2 separate regions of the Homo sapiens genome follow, and region 2 is linked to region 1. Evidence: chromatin loops called from intact Hi-C (ENCODE). Cell type or tissue: GM12878. All regions are shown on one strand. Each heading gives the region's core, and the rest is flanking DNA. Links, peaks and the distances in the headings are about the cores only.

Evidence for each region. Peaks named below come from ENCODE experiments on the same cell type or tissue, not always from the same donor. Only the 100,000 strongest peaks of a DNase experiment are listed, where the experiment ranks them.
Region 2: it touches region 1 in a loop (2.3-fold over the local background); 2 of 110 quality-filtered maps call a loop at or near these places.

What each region holds. Positions count from the first base shown.
Region 1 is chr4:25,352,695-25,361,074 of GRCh38, reverse strand. All of the region lies in intron 8 of ZCCHC4 (zinc finger CCHC-type containing 4), which reads right to left. Among named protein-coding and RNA genes, the nearest start is that of ANAPC4, 20 kb to the left of the region's middle. In GM12878, for the core only: no CTCF peak of the experiment used is centred there; no DNase peak of the experiment used is centred there.
Region 2 is chr4:25,253,351-25,261,730 of GRCh38, reverse strand. PI4K2B (phosphatidylinositol 4-kinase type 2 beta) reads right to left here. Exons shown (of 10, transcript NM_018323.4): 3 at 6,466-6,666; 4 at 5,057-5,188; 5 at 2,541-2,694; 6 at 1,140-1,207. Among named protein-coding and RNA genes, the nearest start is that of PI4K2B, 24 kb to the right of the region's middle. In GM12878, for the core only: no CTCF peak of the experiment used is centred there; no DNase peak of the experiment used is centred there.

The sequences.
Region 1 (8,380 bases), core at 105-8,104:
GGCCCCCAGGGGCTGGTGACCAACTAGTCACCTTGGTAACTTCTAGGTAGTTAACCACAAGGTTAACCCTTGATAGACCACCCAGGTATCAGTACAGATTACCATAGGGGTCACCTCCTTGGTGATCACCATCCACAATGCTCTAAGTTCAGCCCATTGGCTACTTTGCCCATGCCCAGTTTCAAACCATATGGTATCAGTACTAGGTTGGACTGCAACAGCAGTCTAGGCAGCAGTAGCACCTTGGCTAGACCCATCTGTGTATCATGCCCCCCCATCAGGAATGTGGGGATGCCCTTTCTTAAACAGCAATGGCTCAAGGTGTAGGGTTGCTTCAGGCACCATGGCCTTATCTTGCATTAGGACTACAGGTCCCAAGACCTCTTGCAACTCTGCTGCTAAGGGACTTGTACTCAGCATACTCTGCTGCTCCAAGTAGGTGCCCCACTTTGCCAAAGTGGATGCCTGCACTGTCCCAGTTTGGGGGATTGTTATCCATGAACACATCCATCACACTATCAGGCAAGTCGTATGCACAATGTCTGTAGCCTGTCCTGCCATGCTCTCATGAATCTGAACGGCAGCATATGAGTTATGAACTGCTTCTTTATCAATGAACAACGGGGCTCAGCTCCCTTCCACAGCTGGGACCAAAAGCCCAAGGGTGTTCTCTATGCACTGCTATTGGCCCCAGCCAAAACTATCTGTAGTCACAAGCACATCCAGCTCAAATGGGTGCCCCGGTCAACTACCTATAGGGCATATGCCCGCTAAATGGCCCACTTGGCTGCAAGGAAGGCGGTCTCAGCCGCACCATCTTAATTCTAGGCAAGGGGAGTGTTGCCGCTTCTAAATCTGCAAGAGAATCAGAGGTTAGCATAATATCATTAACAAGACCATGGCTAATGGTGGGGCTATGCAAAAAGCCCTGCGGCAACACTATGAAAGTCCACTGTCATCCTCCCATGAAGGCAAACTGTTCCTGGCTCTCTGGAAAAGAATGCATTAGCCAAGTCCACTATATAGTGATACTGTCCTAGTTCCATCAAGTGGTCCATCAAGTCCGTGATAGACGGCACAGCTGCCAAGTCATGTAAAATATCCAACCCCAGAATGTATCTGCGCTGGTGTCTACCAGCACCAGCACTTGCTGTACATTGGTGGGAGACCAGTGGATTGCTAATTTCACATGTGGCCTCCTCGGGAGGGAAACCTCGGCCAGTTCCCTCATCAAACAGAAAAGACTTTATAACCCCACCTGGCTGCAGCACATAGTCTTTAGGCTGGAGTGCCAGGGTGGGACCAGGTCGCGCAGAAACATTCTTCTCCTGCTTGGGTATTTTCTGGAATTGTTGCTCTGGAAACAACTGTCTCCACAAAGTTCACTGGGCTGCTTATCAATTCTCTCCTAGTCGACCCTGGCCAAAATCAAATCTATCCACATCTGTGAGCATGTCACTCATTGGGACCCCCTTTTCTCCCATTGGGGGCACCCCTGCAGGTGGGGCATCTTTCCCTTCTTTGTGGCACGGACCCCTTGATCCCGCCAACAGCCTCCTTGGTATCAGACCAGGTGGCGGTCTCTGGCCAAGACAACAGACCCAGGCCTGTATCCAGAGCAGCCTCTAATTCCTTTTCCAAGCTCTGTAGCCGAGCCTCCAGGTGCCCCGCCTGTGCCTGGAGGTCCCCATTCATGGCAGCTTCTAACTCTTTTTCTGAGCTGTGTAGCCAGGCCTCCAGGTGCCCCATCTGTACCTGGTGGGCCCTTATCTGTACTGCATCCCTCAGGGACTGGGTGTGTACTTCTCGTAGCACAGTCAAAAATGCCCATCCAACTCTGCTGGCAAAAGCTCATTCCTTCTCAGTGCTCTGCATTTCTAGCTGCTTCAGTACCTTCTCCATGCTTGCGGGGGACCCATCTACTGCTGCCCAGGTTTCCATTGGAGCCCATCCAAGCAGCACAGCTGACAATGGGCACCACAACCCATGCTGTGGCCACATGGCTGACCCAGAATCACCAGGGAATGAAGGCTCACTCTCCTCAGTATCCTGTTCGTGATGTCAATTGTCACGCCAAGTGTCAGGTTTCAGCCCAAACAGAGGACCAAGGGGAGTGGGTAGACCAGTGGCGGGTAACTGGAAAAAGACTCGAGGAATTGTAGACAGTTTCAACATGGCTTTACTCTCTCTCTGGGTGCAAGTGAGCCCGGGCATGAGCCAACCTAGGCACAGGCCATATGTACAGCGTTAGCAGGGTAATTATACCTTTTACAGACAATAGTGGCTCCAAGCCAAGCACGAGCTCACGAGTGATCACCTAATGCACCTGCGGTGTGGTTACATAACGTGCAGAGTTGTGCACCTGTGCTCCAAACCCGCTGAGTCATGCTGCGGCTGGAAAGCTGCCTTGGCCTACTCCTGACTAAAGCACAGCCATCTCTCTTAGATAGTATTTAACAAGAAATTCTTAAGAGCAAGAGTTTACTTATTAACCAACAGCTTCTGTAGCAGTAAAATTTCATTATTAAAGAGATTTGTTATGACAAATTCACATTGTCTAGTATTAAGGGAACAACTCTAATCTTTTATCTAATACAACAGACTTTACAAGAAAGTCTATTGTGTATTCAAGAACTTAGCTTTTGGCATTAAAAAATTCAGTCTTTGAAGATGTGTGCTCATTTGGTCAGGGTTTCCCATTCTGTGTGTGAAATTTGCTCTGTGTCATCTTATGTTTAAGAACAGGGTACCGGTACTTAAAGTTGCTGTGAAGGTTAAATGAGATAATGTTTGTAAAACACTATTCAAGGCCTGGCATAAGGTAAAAAATGGAGATGAAGACACAGGTTCACAATTATTGTTGTTCTCCCCACAGTGACTATTTCAAACATGTACCTCTCTCCTCAAGGTCCTTAACTCAACTTTTAGTTTCAGCAGATTATCTTGAAAGCAAACCGAAGTGAACAAGCATGACTTCTATTAGCTTCTTACTTCAGTCTCCTCCTCCAACCTATTATCCACAAGCATTCTCAATTTGGTTTTAAGACTGCTATGAATCCACCTGGCCACTAAATCCACCTTTCTTTACATCAGTAGCTCTCAAAGTGTGGTGTCTGGATCAGCAATATCAGTGTCACCTGGGATCTCATTAGGAATGCAAATTCTCACCTCACCTAGGGCCTAATAAAACAGAAACTCTGGGAGTAGGGCCCAGCAATCTGTGTTTTAACAAGCCCTCCTGGCACACTAAAGTTTGAGAACCACTGCTTTAGATTATCCACAAGAATACCATGAGGTTTTTTATGAGGTCAGTACAGGTAAGCCTGACATTCAAATAAGTTATGTACTGAATTGTTTCTATAATAAACAAGAATACAAAAGAACTTACAACAAAACTGGCTTGTAAGCTAGCTATTTAATAAGTGAATCACAAAAATGTAAGAAATTGAGGACAAGGGAAAGAGAGGCCTTTAAGGGGAGATTCCTAGGCTCGTTCTCCAGCCCTGTCTAGTTTAAGGGTAAGCTTCAGCAGTGGGAAAAACTAAGTACACTGTAGCACAGGATGAGGAGACCCAAGGGACACTGTGGAAAAGCCCCTAAGGGTTTCTGGCTGTCAGTATGGTGAGTTTGCAGTCCAGCATAACTGTGTAAAAGCTGGCACGGACTCACAGTTGGCCTATTTGGAAGTACAGTATCACAACAAGGAAACTTTCAGGTTAGATCACATTTGAAGCCCTGTGTTCAGTCACTACATTTCAGGAGAGACGTTGATAAAACTAGTTCATTTCTTTGAAAAATAATGGGAATGAACAGAATTTATAGCTTAACAAATTGGGGATGTTTATCCAGAAAAGAGATGACTGGGAGGATCTGATAGCTATTCTATAACTGAAGGTGTGTCATATGGAATAGCAATTGGACTTATCCTTTATTGCTTCAGAGAATAGAACTAGGACCAATGGTTGGAAGTTAATGGGGAGCATATTTTATCTCCATATGAGAAAATTTTCTAACGATTAGAGCTATTAAATAAATTGCATTGCTTTCTAAGGCTGTAGTCCTCTGCTCACTGGAAGCATTCAAGTGAAGCTGGATGACGGCTGGTCATGAATTTAGTGGAGAGGATTATTATGTTGGGAAGTCAGCCTACGTTACCTGTTTCTTTCTAACTTTGAAAATTCTATGAATATGTTATCTATTAGAGGCTAGCATACAAAAATAGATTTTACTACAAAATCACCTGAAAATAGTACCATAAGTCATTTTCTTTTAAAATCATTTAAATTCATAATGTTTCCCCTAATGCACTCCTCTGTGTACTCAATAAATATACGGTACCTTATTAAACTCAACAAAGATATTTTGAGCATTTATGAGTGTCATAATAAAAAAATTCTTCCCAAGAGATTCATATGAAGCTTTTCAAATGTTGGAGAATAATATTTTAGAAAGGTTTCTAGTACATGGAATATTCTATGCAATATACTAGATAGCAGATGGAAGAGAGGGAAAAAAAAAGAACAATTTCTTTATGGTTACCCAAGGAGTCAGCGAATGTATGTGTCAGGAAGGTGGTTGATTGCTTGACTTTGCATAACCTAATTGAGATTATTATTATTTTTAAATGCGGGTTTGTTGTGCTAATTAACTATAAACATATGGTATGTAAAATGCATGCTGCTAGAGTAAATTAATGTACCTCTAACATATATCCATATTTCATAGCTTCAGCCACACAAATAAACCTCCTATGGAAGTGCTGTAAAGCAAACACAATTTTGCAAATTGCCTATCACTAGTAGTAGAGCTGATACACCATTTTCCCATCATTATCCCTGACATTTCACTCACAATGATGATGAGAGGCATTTTCAAATAGAAAATTTCTCCCATGGAACTGATTTAATGTGATGAAGTACTGTATAGAAATGAGGGAAAGCACAAAATCTCTGCAATTTCCAATTTTTAATTTTATCTATACGCAAATGTCTTCTGTAACATGAGACTGAAACTAGTTAAATGGAGACCGAGACGTCCATGTCAACATTTATTTTGTGCCTACTATGTTCCAGGTATCAGGCCAGGAAAGAAAGATTAAATAAGACAGAGTACTTGCATTTCTGTAACTCCCTAAGGATTGTGTTCTATTGGATTTCAGCACACACACAAAGTCCCCAGTACCTTCTTCTGCTCCAGCAACCAGCTTCTACCACAGCAGCAAAGTCTATCATAATACCCATATCCCATAAGCTCTCATTTGAAATTGACATGCGGACATCTTATACCCCTTTTTACTTCAAACCCACTACATGTTTTATGTTTATTACAGATTAAATTTTAAGAATTTTGGTAGCCATCTTTTAATTTGCAATAATTTTCCAGAAATTGCTGCCAAAATATCTTCATTTCTGACTGTGAAACTAATCTTGAAAAACATACTGTCCTAACAGGCTGATGTTTAAAAAGGATAGCTTTGACAAAAGCAAAGAGCTATATTTTTAACACCCCAAACAAGTGTCCCATATTAAGTACATACAAGAGAGAGCAGAACATCTCAGGTGGAAAGGAGGTGAGATCATCTAATTCAGACACAGAAAATTCAGGACATGAACACCACCACTCCCTGACCCCACCCCCATGGTGGACACCACTAATCACATTACTCTTTGCTACCAAGCCTGGTATTCTCAACAAATTCTCCAGAAAATCACTAGCAATTTATCAGGCTTAGTACCAAAAGAGAAACTTATCTACCATCTCTTTTCTGATTCAATCATTTTATTTTATAGGTAAGGAAACAGAACCTGGAGAGATAAAGTGACTTCTCCCAAGATTAAGTGGTCTCTAAAAGGCAGTGCCAGGACTCAGACTTCTGACTTGAAATCAGAGTTTCTTTTCATCATCACATCCTTCCTTTCTAATCTGTTGTTAATAAAACTCTTGGTTTTCTAGGTCTTTGATGACTGTTTTATTCTGTATTCATCAAGTGCTTGATCACTGAAGAGTCTACATAATTTATGTTTTATGAAGATTTGCAGCATTTCTGCCTTCCTCTTACCTGGGAAGTATTTCCAAAGAAGGGATTTAGTGATTTGGGGTTTTTTACTGCATTGTGGTTTGGGGGCTTATAATCATCTCAGGTGATGTCCAAAAAAAAAAAAAAAAAAAAGGCCTAATCAAGGTCTATGGGAAAAGATCTGTGAAGGAGAGGGGACTCAAAGTTTTCATTCAATGAAGGCTAATATACAAGAAAAAAAAGTACCACAAAATGAAGTTAGGCCAGGCATGGTGGCTCACACCTGTAATCTCAGCACTTTGGGAGGCTGAGGTGAGAGGCTCGCTTCAGCCCAGGAGTTCGAGACCAGCCTGGGCAACACAGAGAGATCCCATCACTATTTAAAAAAAAAATTTTAATGAAGTTAAAGTAACAAAAGAAAAAGAGGAAAGCAAAATGCTCAGAAAGGAATAATAGGTCCAGAGAAATTTTCAAAAAATAGAAAAATTGTCCAAGAACGTAATCAAATAATGTTTATAAATACATGAGGAGATACGGCACAGTTTCTCCAACATGAGCATGTAATGGACAGTACTGTTCTTCCCTTTAGCAGGAATTAGGAAAAACAAATTTGCTTTTAGACTTTGTTCTCATTTTTTTTCCCAAAGGTTGGCTTTCTCTTTATTGAGAAGACTGCTTTTTAGCCTGTCAGACACATATGACCTAATCAGAACCTTTCTTCATCAATACACTGAAGTGCATAATTATTGTCCACACTTGGACCTTGCAACTATTTCTCAAAACTGTAACCCTAATATTTCCAAAAGTTCTTTCCTAGTAACACAGACTGCCTAACAAGTGACAGCTGGTTACTCCAAAATTGCCTCTCTCATCTGCTGTATTCTGGATCTGTCTTCTTTTGTCCTCTCACCATTTCAAACTCTTGCCCATAGTGAAAAAAGAAAAACTCCTCTCTAAATATGGATGTAACAGTTTTCTAAGGGCACGAATTATTAGGTTGGTGCAAAAGTAATTGCGGTTTTTGCCATTAAAAGGAATGAATGAATTAAAATGAATGGCAAAAACTGTAATTACTTTTGCCCCAATTTATACAATTATGCAATTTTAATCTCTCAGATTTATCAAAAAAGGACCTGAGGGAGAGTTTTACCCCTACCTTGGGACTATCTGAATGATGACAATGACAGTGATGGTGATGACAATGCCGACAGCAAGAACCTAAACTTAATACTTGCTGTGTGTTAAGGACAGGGCTAAGCCTTTCCAGGTATTATTTCATAAAATCCTTAAAACCTTAAAAGACAGATATATTGCCACATTCATTTAACAGGTAAGATAAGCTTCAGAGGGGTTAAGTAAGTGCCAGCACCAGGATTAAAACTCAGATCCTTTTTGACTCCAGGGTTCATGCTATTTCACTCAGTTATCCATTTGACATATACATGGCACCTACTGTGTGCCAAACATTGCACTAGATGACCATCCATTGCCAAAGGCGGAAGATGCTGCTGAAAACTAGAACCCGTTTACGTAGTTAACTTCTTTAGAATATGTCAGCTATCTCCGTATTGCAAATGTCAATACTAGAAGCATCCCTCAGACAAGAAACAGAAAACTTGATGCCCCAAAAACGAGTTAAATGAGCTTTGAGAAGACTTATGATATAAATTTTGCTCAAAGCAGAGCTCAAGAAGTCAAGTATAAAATGGCTTGTGCTACACACTTTTAGAACAAAACCTGTTAATGCTACTTAATAGCCATAAAAAAGTCCATTATATTTGATAAAGTAATCTCAGTTTTGGAAATCTATTTTAAGCAAGTTATATAAAACATGAAAAAATTATATGCATAAAAGGTGTTTACAGCAGTGTTATTTATATTACCTTAAAAGGTAAAAACAACCTGTAGTCCAAAAAGAAGGGAATAGCCTGTAAATGAAATAATTTATTTATTAAAGCATAAAGATTGTGTAGCTATGTTTAAAAATGTATACTTATAAGACATAATGAAGAAAGCAGAATTCAAAATTGTCTTCTACGATTACAAACCTGTAAAAAGTACTCTTAAAAAAAGATTAAAAGTGAACACTTTGAAAGTACAGTGTCTGCTGTTTGGGTGGAATCACAAGTAGAGTCTTTTACTCTCATTTTTGGTAACACTGTTTCTTTCAGAATTTTAAAATAATTTTCATAATGGTATATGCCTTCAGGATTAGAAAGATTAGAACCAAGTGCTAGCTTGCAACAGCTAGTGAAGACATTTACAGCTAAAACTCTGCCTTAATCAGGGGCTAGTCGATTATTCAGAAAACTCAAATAGAAAACTCTTACAAAAAGAGGAAGCAGGCTGGGTGCAATGGCTCAC
Region 2 (8,380 bases), core at 119-8,118, 99 kb after region 1:
AATATGTTCCCTTTATGTGTAGCTTCTTTCACTCAGCATAATTTTAAGTTTCATCCACGCTATTGTATCGTTTGTTCCTTTTTATTGCTAAGTGCTACGAATATGTATTTTTAAATATCCTTGATAAACATTTAAAAGCACAAACTTTTAAAAATGATGCAACAGCTTTAAGTCATTACTTGAGAACATAAATTATAAATATTGAAGAAATATTTTTAATCACTTAAAACTTTCCCAAATGTACAAACTGTTTTAAACTTGTAAAAGTATTTTATAAAAAAAATCTTATGTAAATATCTAAAACTTCAACTTGGTACTCAAAGTCGATAGCAATTACTCTAAAATCTATAACTCTCATATCAGTGTTGAGGCTCTATGCAGTCTATTATATATGTTAAAACCAGCTTCTTATAAATAGCAAAAGTATTTAATACTTTTTTTAAGTTCAGTGGACAAGATTCACAGGTTAAGCACACATGTTCCATTTATTAGGTAATATTGTATTATCTAATACTGAATGAAAGGACTCAGAAGAAAGTGAATTAGTAAAATACAAACATGGTGAACAAAAATCCCAGAAGCCTTTATTACATAAAAGCAAAATATGGGGATTCCATATATTTCTCAAACTCTAAAAAAGTACTAGGCAGGTATTATTCTTCTATTCTAATATGAAATAAAAAATAAAGCTGCCCAACAATTAATAAAAGAAAAAACAGAACTGGCTGGGTGTGGTGGCACATGACTGTAATCCCAGCACTTTGGGAGGCCAAGGCGGATGGATTGCTTGAGGCCAGAAGTTCGAGACCAGCCTGGCCAACACGGCAAAATCCCACCCCTAAAAAAAAAAAAAAAAAAAAATCAAGAATCAAGAAATGCAACGTAAACAAGTGACAAAAATAAAAAGTGTGAGAAAAACAGAGACAGTAGATTTAAAAACCAAGGATTAAGTGAAAGAAGGAGGAAATGGTGAAGAATAACTTAAAGGAATCTTTTACAGAAATTGAATATATATATATATAATATTCACAAGTTATACACAATTATATACACGTGTGTGTGTGTATGTGTGTGTGTGTGTGTGTGTGTATATATATATATATATATATATATATATATAAAATTGTAAATTTCCTTACCTTATGGTCAATTTCCTTTTCACATTTCTGCTTTTCGTATCTGACTAACCAATTATCATTGCCCCTGTCTTTCAAAACAAACAAGAAAATCTGTTACTTCATTTCTATGGACATCATGGCTTAATATCAATGAGAAAACTCTAGTGATCTCCTGATTTTTGAGACTTTCACTGGTTATCTGTAGCATATTAAAGGTCACAATTTAACACAAAGAAACTAAAAAAAAAAAAACAAACATAAATGTGAGCTAACATTTATTGAATATTTTCTCTGGGCCGACATTGTTTTAAGTGCTTAGTATGTAATAATTCATGTAATCCTCAAAACTACCCTGTGAGGTGATACAATTATTAAATCAAGGTTATTAAAATCAAAGAGCTTTTCTTCACTTTAGGAAGAAAAAGCATTAACCCCCTATTTCTAGGCAAATTTCTAAGCAGGCTCACCTCATGTCAGCATAGAAGTAGTCTAGACTATAAACATATATATGTAAATTAAGAAAGTGAATCTGGAAAATTATTTGATTCGTTTCCAAAAACTAAATAAGAAAACATTTTGAACCAGTGGTTCTCAAACTTCAGAATGCATCAGAATTACCTGGAGGGTACCTTAAAACCCAGCCTGCCAGTACCCACTTGCAATTTCTGTTCCAAAAGGTCCAGCGTAGTGTCTGAGAAGATGCATGTTTAACAAATTCTCACGTAATGCTGACCCTGACAGTCCAGGGACCCACAATGGGGAGCCCCTGCTTTGGATAATCTACATCAAGCTTATCCAACCCGTGGCCTGCAGGCCGCATGCTGCCCAGGATGGCTTTGAATGTGGCCCAACAAAAATTTGTAAACTTTCTTGAAACATTATGAGATTTTTTTTTTATACTTTTTTTTTTTAAGCTCATCAGCTGTCATTAGTGTTACTGTTTTTATGTGTGGCCCAAGACAATTCTTCTTCCAGTGTGGCCCAGGGAAGCCAAAAGACTGGACATCCCTGGTCTACGTCATTGCTCCTTTATAGCACAGGAAAAATTAAGAGTTTAGTGTATTTATAGACTACACTAAGAGTTACATAATGTCAAAATAAGCACCTAACATAATTTATACAATGAAGCCTTAATTACTCACATTATGCAGATAACATTTCCAATATCTGACTTTGCCCTGCCCCTAGGAAATTCCTCCCTAGGGGACAGGAACTGATCTAGGAGCCTGCTATGAGTCAGAATCTATCCCACACAGGATGAATTCTGCCCAGGAGAGTCAATACTACATCTGTTTGCCAAGACAGACAGAGAAAGTGGCTTCAAGACTTCTGCAACAAAAGTTTACCGCTTTGATTTGGATAACAAGAATATAGTTTGAAAATGAACAAGATTTACGTGAACAAATGAGAGAACTTCAATACCTGTATTTCTGATGATGTAATCCAAAATAACTAATCTTTCAAATTGTGACTGAAATTGTTTTCTAATATTCTCAGGCAAAGGGTCAGCTTCAAATTTCCTAAGCCAATATTCAGCCTCCTTGTAACCTTCAACAAATAACTGAAAGGAACCAATCTATAATTTTAAGAACTATAGTTAGAAAAGAAAGTACAAGAACAAGGGGATTAATATTTATATTTCTCAGCAGTACTGTCAAAAAATATGTCATGTAAACACAATAAGAAAACTTAACACTAATTTAGATAAGCCACATTTATCAAGAAAACCATTTTTATACACTAATTTTAAATAATCACATAAAGAATACATAGCAAATAAAAAATGCTTACCCCTAGACTTTCAAGGAGCATAGCAGCTATTTTGGGAAAATTTAAAAAAAGAATAAACACATGTCTTCAAGGTGACACTCTGAAAAAGAATGCCGTTTTTCTAAAAATATTCATTAAGGTGAATTTAATTATGGAGGCCAAATTTTAAACCTATCCTGCTTATTCAGTAACAGTGCAATTTTATCTGAACTTTTCCAGATTCTTTTTATGACATAAAATACAATAAATAATTTTTTTTCATTTTTTTTTTTTAGTTGTTAAGACTCTTTCTTTGAATTCTAAATAAATTATTTTATTTTAAAAATAGGATGAGGCCAGGTGTGGTGGCTCACACCTGTAATCCCAGCACTTTGGGAGGCTGAGGTGGGTGGATCACTTGAGGCCAGGAGTTTGAGACCAGCCTGGCCAACATGGTAAAAACCCTGTCTCTATTTAAAATACAAAAAATTAGCCATGTGTGGTGGCACATGCCTGTAGTCCCAGCTACTCAGAAGGCTGAGGCAGGAGAATCGCTTGAACTCGGGAGGCAGAGGTTACAGTGAGCCAAGATTGCACCACTGCACTCCAACCTAGGCGACACAGCGAGACTGTCTCAAAAAAAAAAAAAAGGACAGATTCCTTAACCACACAGATTAAATACCCAGTCTTAAATTTTAAAGAACAAATCTATTAATCATAATATTGATAGCGGTTTTAAAAAAGTCCTTTCCTTGAAGATATGACCATTTAAGAAGGCATTTTTGTTACTAAGATTACTAGTTAATAGTAAACAATTTGTTGGAGAAGGAAATAAAAATTTAAGTAGCATGTGACAAACAGGTAACAGGTAACCCTAGTTTGCTTCAAAAATACAAACAAATCACCACAAAGAAAATCTGCTTTTTATTCTAACACTTAATGTTTTTGTTGCTGGCATGAAATTTTCATGATTTCCTACAAGTGTTCTTTAAAATACTTATAACTAAGACCTAGTAGTCATAAATATGGAAATAACATCCTCCTTTAGTCACACTTATTTCAGCATGTCTAAGGAAGAACAAGCCTTTTAAAAACTTTCAAACTTCCTGCCCACTTTGAGTAAAATTTATCTTAAAAGTTAGGTTAATGATGAATTCCTACTGAAATTCTTTTTATCTAGATAAATGTAGGGAAGCAAGAAAATCATAAGCCAAATACATTTCTAAAAAATAAGTCTTAAAGCTTTTTCTAGAATGCCTTTCCCATTAACCCTCTCTACCCTTGTTTAGCTGGCTGCTCATCATCCCTCAGGTTTACTTAAAGGTGATAAGAAAAAAGAAAACCTAATGTGTAGTAAGTAAACATAGCTGCTGCCATTTACTTAACCTTTACTATGTACCAAGTCCTTGACATGAATTTCTTAGTTTTCTCCTCACAACAACCTAAGAGGTAGTTTTTGTCATTCTCATTTTATAGAAACTGGAGCTTAGAGTAAGGAACTTGGCCAGGCACAGCGGCTAACACCTGTAATCCCAGCACTTTGGGAGGCCAAAGCGAGAGGATTGCTTCAGCCCAGGAATTCAAGACCAGCCTAGGCAACATGGTGAGACTCTATCTCTACAAAAAAAATTTTTTTTAATTAGTCAGGTGTGGTGGTGTGCACCTGTGGTCCCAGCTACTCAGAAGCCTGAGGCAGGAAGATTATCTGAGCCCACGAGGTCGAGGCTGCAGTAAGCCCTGTTCACAACACTGTACTCCAGCTGGGGCAACAGAGTGAGACCCTCTATCAAAAAAAAAGAAAGAGAAAGAGCAAGTAAAGAACTTACCCGAGGTAAGTTCTGGAATCAGACCTAATCCCAGCAAACTAGCAGAGAGGCTGGGATTAGGTCTGATTCCAGACCTGTGGTTTTACCCATTACTTTATAAGCCTTTCATGCAACCTCTTCCTGGAAACACCTCCCATCCCTCTAAACTGGGTTAGGCATCCATCTATCCTCTTAGAGCTCCCTGAACTTACCGTCATCTCAACAGCTTTATATTACACTAAAATTACCTGTTTACTATAAGCTCCTGGAAGATGAAAAATCTGTGCTATAATATCCACAGCTAATAGCACAATGCCTGGCTCCTAGAGCTCAGGATGTATGTGCCCAAATGCCCTCTAAATACAGCTTATCAGAGAAACTTACCTTAGGAGGGAGTCCTATCCTATGAAACTTTCTACCCACTTTTGGCACTTTTTCTAAAGCATACTTTTTGCCTCTTGATTTTGCACGGTCAATCGCATTATAGTTAAATGTCTCACTGACAAGCCAAACCACCTAGAAACATACAATTCAGAAAAATGGTTAGAATTTGCATTATAGTATCTCTTTTCATATACACCATGAAACTCACTCTAATGATGAAAATTAGCAAAGTTTAATCCTGTAATAAAGGCCCCAGAGAATCTAAAACAGAAAAGCCAGGGAATTTTGCAAAGCCTTGTTAAATGAAGGGCACATATTTCTTTCTGAGAGTGGTATAAAAGCCTTTTAGAGGCCTAAATTTGCCAGTGGTCAAAGTAACAGTATTGAACTGTAGACTTAGGAATAAACATTTTAAGGAAGAAGGCTTCAAGTAAAAATTTAGAAAGGATGCCAGGTTAGCTGGGTGCAGTGGCTCATGCCTGTAATCCCAACACTCTGGGGGGCTGTGGCAGGTAGACTGCTTGAGCTCAGGAGTTTGAGACCAGCCTGGGCAACATGGAGAAATTCCATCTCTACTAAAAATACAAAAGCTGGCTAGGTGTGGTGGTGATGCCTGTATTACAAGCTACTCAGGAGGCTGAGGTGGGAGGATCACCTGAGCCCAGCAGGACAAGGCTGCAGTGAGCCATGATTGCATCCCTATACTCCAGCCTGGGCACGAGACCCTGTCTCAAAAAAAAGAAAAGAACAGAAAGGATGTGGGTGCCAGGCGCATGATGGTATGTGCCTATAGTCCCAGCTACTCAGGAGGCTGAGGTGGGAGGATCACCTGAGCCCAGCAGGATGAGGCTGCACCTGAGCCCAGCAGGATGAGGCTGCAGTGAGCCATGATAAAGAGAAAAGATGTGGGTGCCAGGCACATGATGGTATGTGCCTGTAGTCCCAGCTACTCAGGAGGCTGAGGCAGGAGGACTGCATAAGCAGAGAAATTTAAGGCCAGTCTGGGCAACACAGCAACACCCTGTCTCTTAAAAAAACAAAACAAGAGAAAAGAAAAAAATTTTGTATAAAGGCTGAAAGGACAATACAAGTCTTTAAGCACATTGGTTATCTCTGCCTTCAATAGGATCTCTGGATCCCCTGATATTTTCCTGCCTTCTGAATGCTAGTTCTTTATCCTCTTTTTGTTAGCATCGTCAGATCTCACAGAGACAAGACACATTCCTTTAAGTACTTTGTGGATCTACACTACAATCAATTTACTAGTTACCAGTCACTCATGACTCTTGGACTACTACCAAAAAAGGGGCTCCACTTTAGGTTCTATCATTAGGAATAATTACTGAAATATTCAGATATAAGCAGGTTGTAAATTAAAAGTCCATGGTTAAAAATAAAGTCTGGCTTACCTTTGTTTTAGGTACAATGCTCAGATGAAGCTTGTTGTCCACAAGATAGGCACCCGCTTCGGAAAGGTACCCCTGATTAGGAATCAGGCAGCCTCGGCCAAAGCAGCAAGGGCAGCAGACCTTATGGACATATTTGGTCCATTTTGGATTGAGTTGACCATAAGGCTCTTCTGATTTGGGTTTAAACACACCAATAATTTTCTAGAGCAAAAAAGTAAAAATCTTATTAGACTTTTTACATATATAGATAATCATCCATAAAATGCATTCTAATAAATTGTTCTCTACTGCTTCCTACCACAGATGTAGGCATAAATCCCCAAACTATTAAGAGGATTTATAAACCTCAACTATTAAGAGATTTAGTTCCAATCACATTTTCATATTCATTCTTATTCAACAATCTAAAATCAAGACCAGTTTTCAAACTGTGCTCTGACAAACCCTGGGAAGGTGGGGGCAAGGCTCCAAGACCCCATGCCACTTAACCAGATTAACTCTAATTTCACCTGTTTTATATTGCTGGACTTCCAAGTTAAGAAACAGTTTCACTGGGCCGGGCACGGTGGCTCACACCTGTAATCCAGCACTTTGGGAGGCCGAGGCGGGCGGATCATGAGGTCAGGAGATCGAGACCATCCTGGCTAACATGGTGAAACCCCATCTCTACTAAAAATACAAAAAATTAGCCGGGCGTGGTGGAGGGCACCTGTAGTCTCAGCTACTCAGGAGGCTGAGGCTGGAGAATGGCATGAACCCAGGAGGCAGAGCTTGCAGTGAGCGGAGATCGCACCACTGCACTCCAGCCTGGGTGACAGAGCGAGACTCTGTCTCAAAAAAAAAAAAAAGGAAAGACTTTCACTGATTTTTAAATGTTTCAAAACCACCATTCTAGGTCAAACAGTGTTATTATTCACTATCTATTAAATATCCACATTACATGTTTGCTGTTTACTTTCCCCACATTAATGTACATTCTAATAAGGCAAGGACTTGGTTTGTTAGGGCTGCATTTCCAGTAGTCAGAACAGTATCTGATGAACAGTGGACATCCAAGTATTTGTTAAATTAACTAATCCAATGACAAAAACTACCTCTAAAATACAAATATAATGATAAGATACAGTGTACATCCATGCTGTCAGATTCTCGTACCCTAATTCTTTTCCAGCTATTTTTTCAGGAACCAATTTAAAGTAAACTCTTGGCCAGGCGCTGTGGCTCACACCTGTAATCCCAGCACTTTGGGAGGTGAGCAGATCACTTGAGGTCAGGAGACCAGCCTGGTCAACATGGGGAAATCCCGTCTCTACTCAAAATACAACAATTAGCTCGGCGTGGTGGCGAGCGCCTGTAATCCCGGCTACTCAGGAGGCTGTGGCAGGATAATCGCTTGAACCCGGGAGGTGGAGGTTGCAGTGAGCCGAGACTGTGCTACTGCACTCCAGCCTGGGCGACAGAGTGAGAATCCATCTTAACAAATAAATTGATTAAATTCTCTCGTATTAAAAAATCTTTTTTTGCTCATGAATGTCTAAAAGTCTCTGTACTCTTATTGTTTGATACAATATACTCATATTCAATTTAGAAGCTGAATTATCCTTAGACAAGAACAAATCTTATTATAATTTTAAGTATATAATTGCTTTATAACACAATAAATATAATGCAATAAGGTCTGAGTCACTAGTAAAAAAGTCAACAAGATCAAATTAAGAAATCAAGCTTAGAATAAAGATTGAGAGATTGACAGTACCTTCAAATACATTTTAATCTTAAAAAAGGGACTATGCTTTAAAATCATTTTAAAAATAGAACTTCTATCTTTGCCAAAAAAATTGGGTGAAATTATAAACGTTATTCCCCTGGAGAAAAGAACTGCTCATTATGCATCATTCAGAAAGCTTTTAGAAAA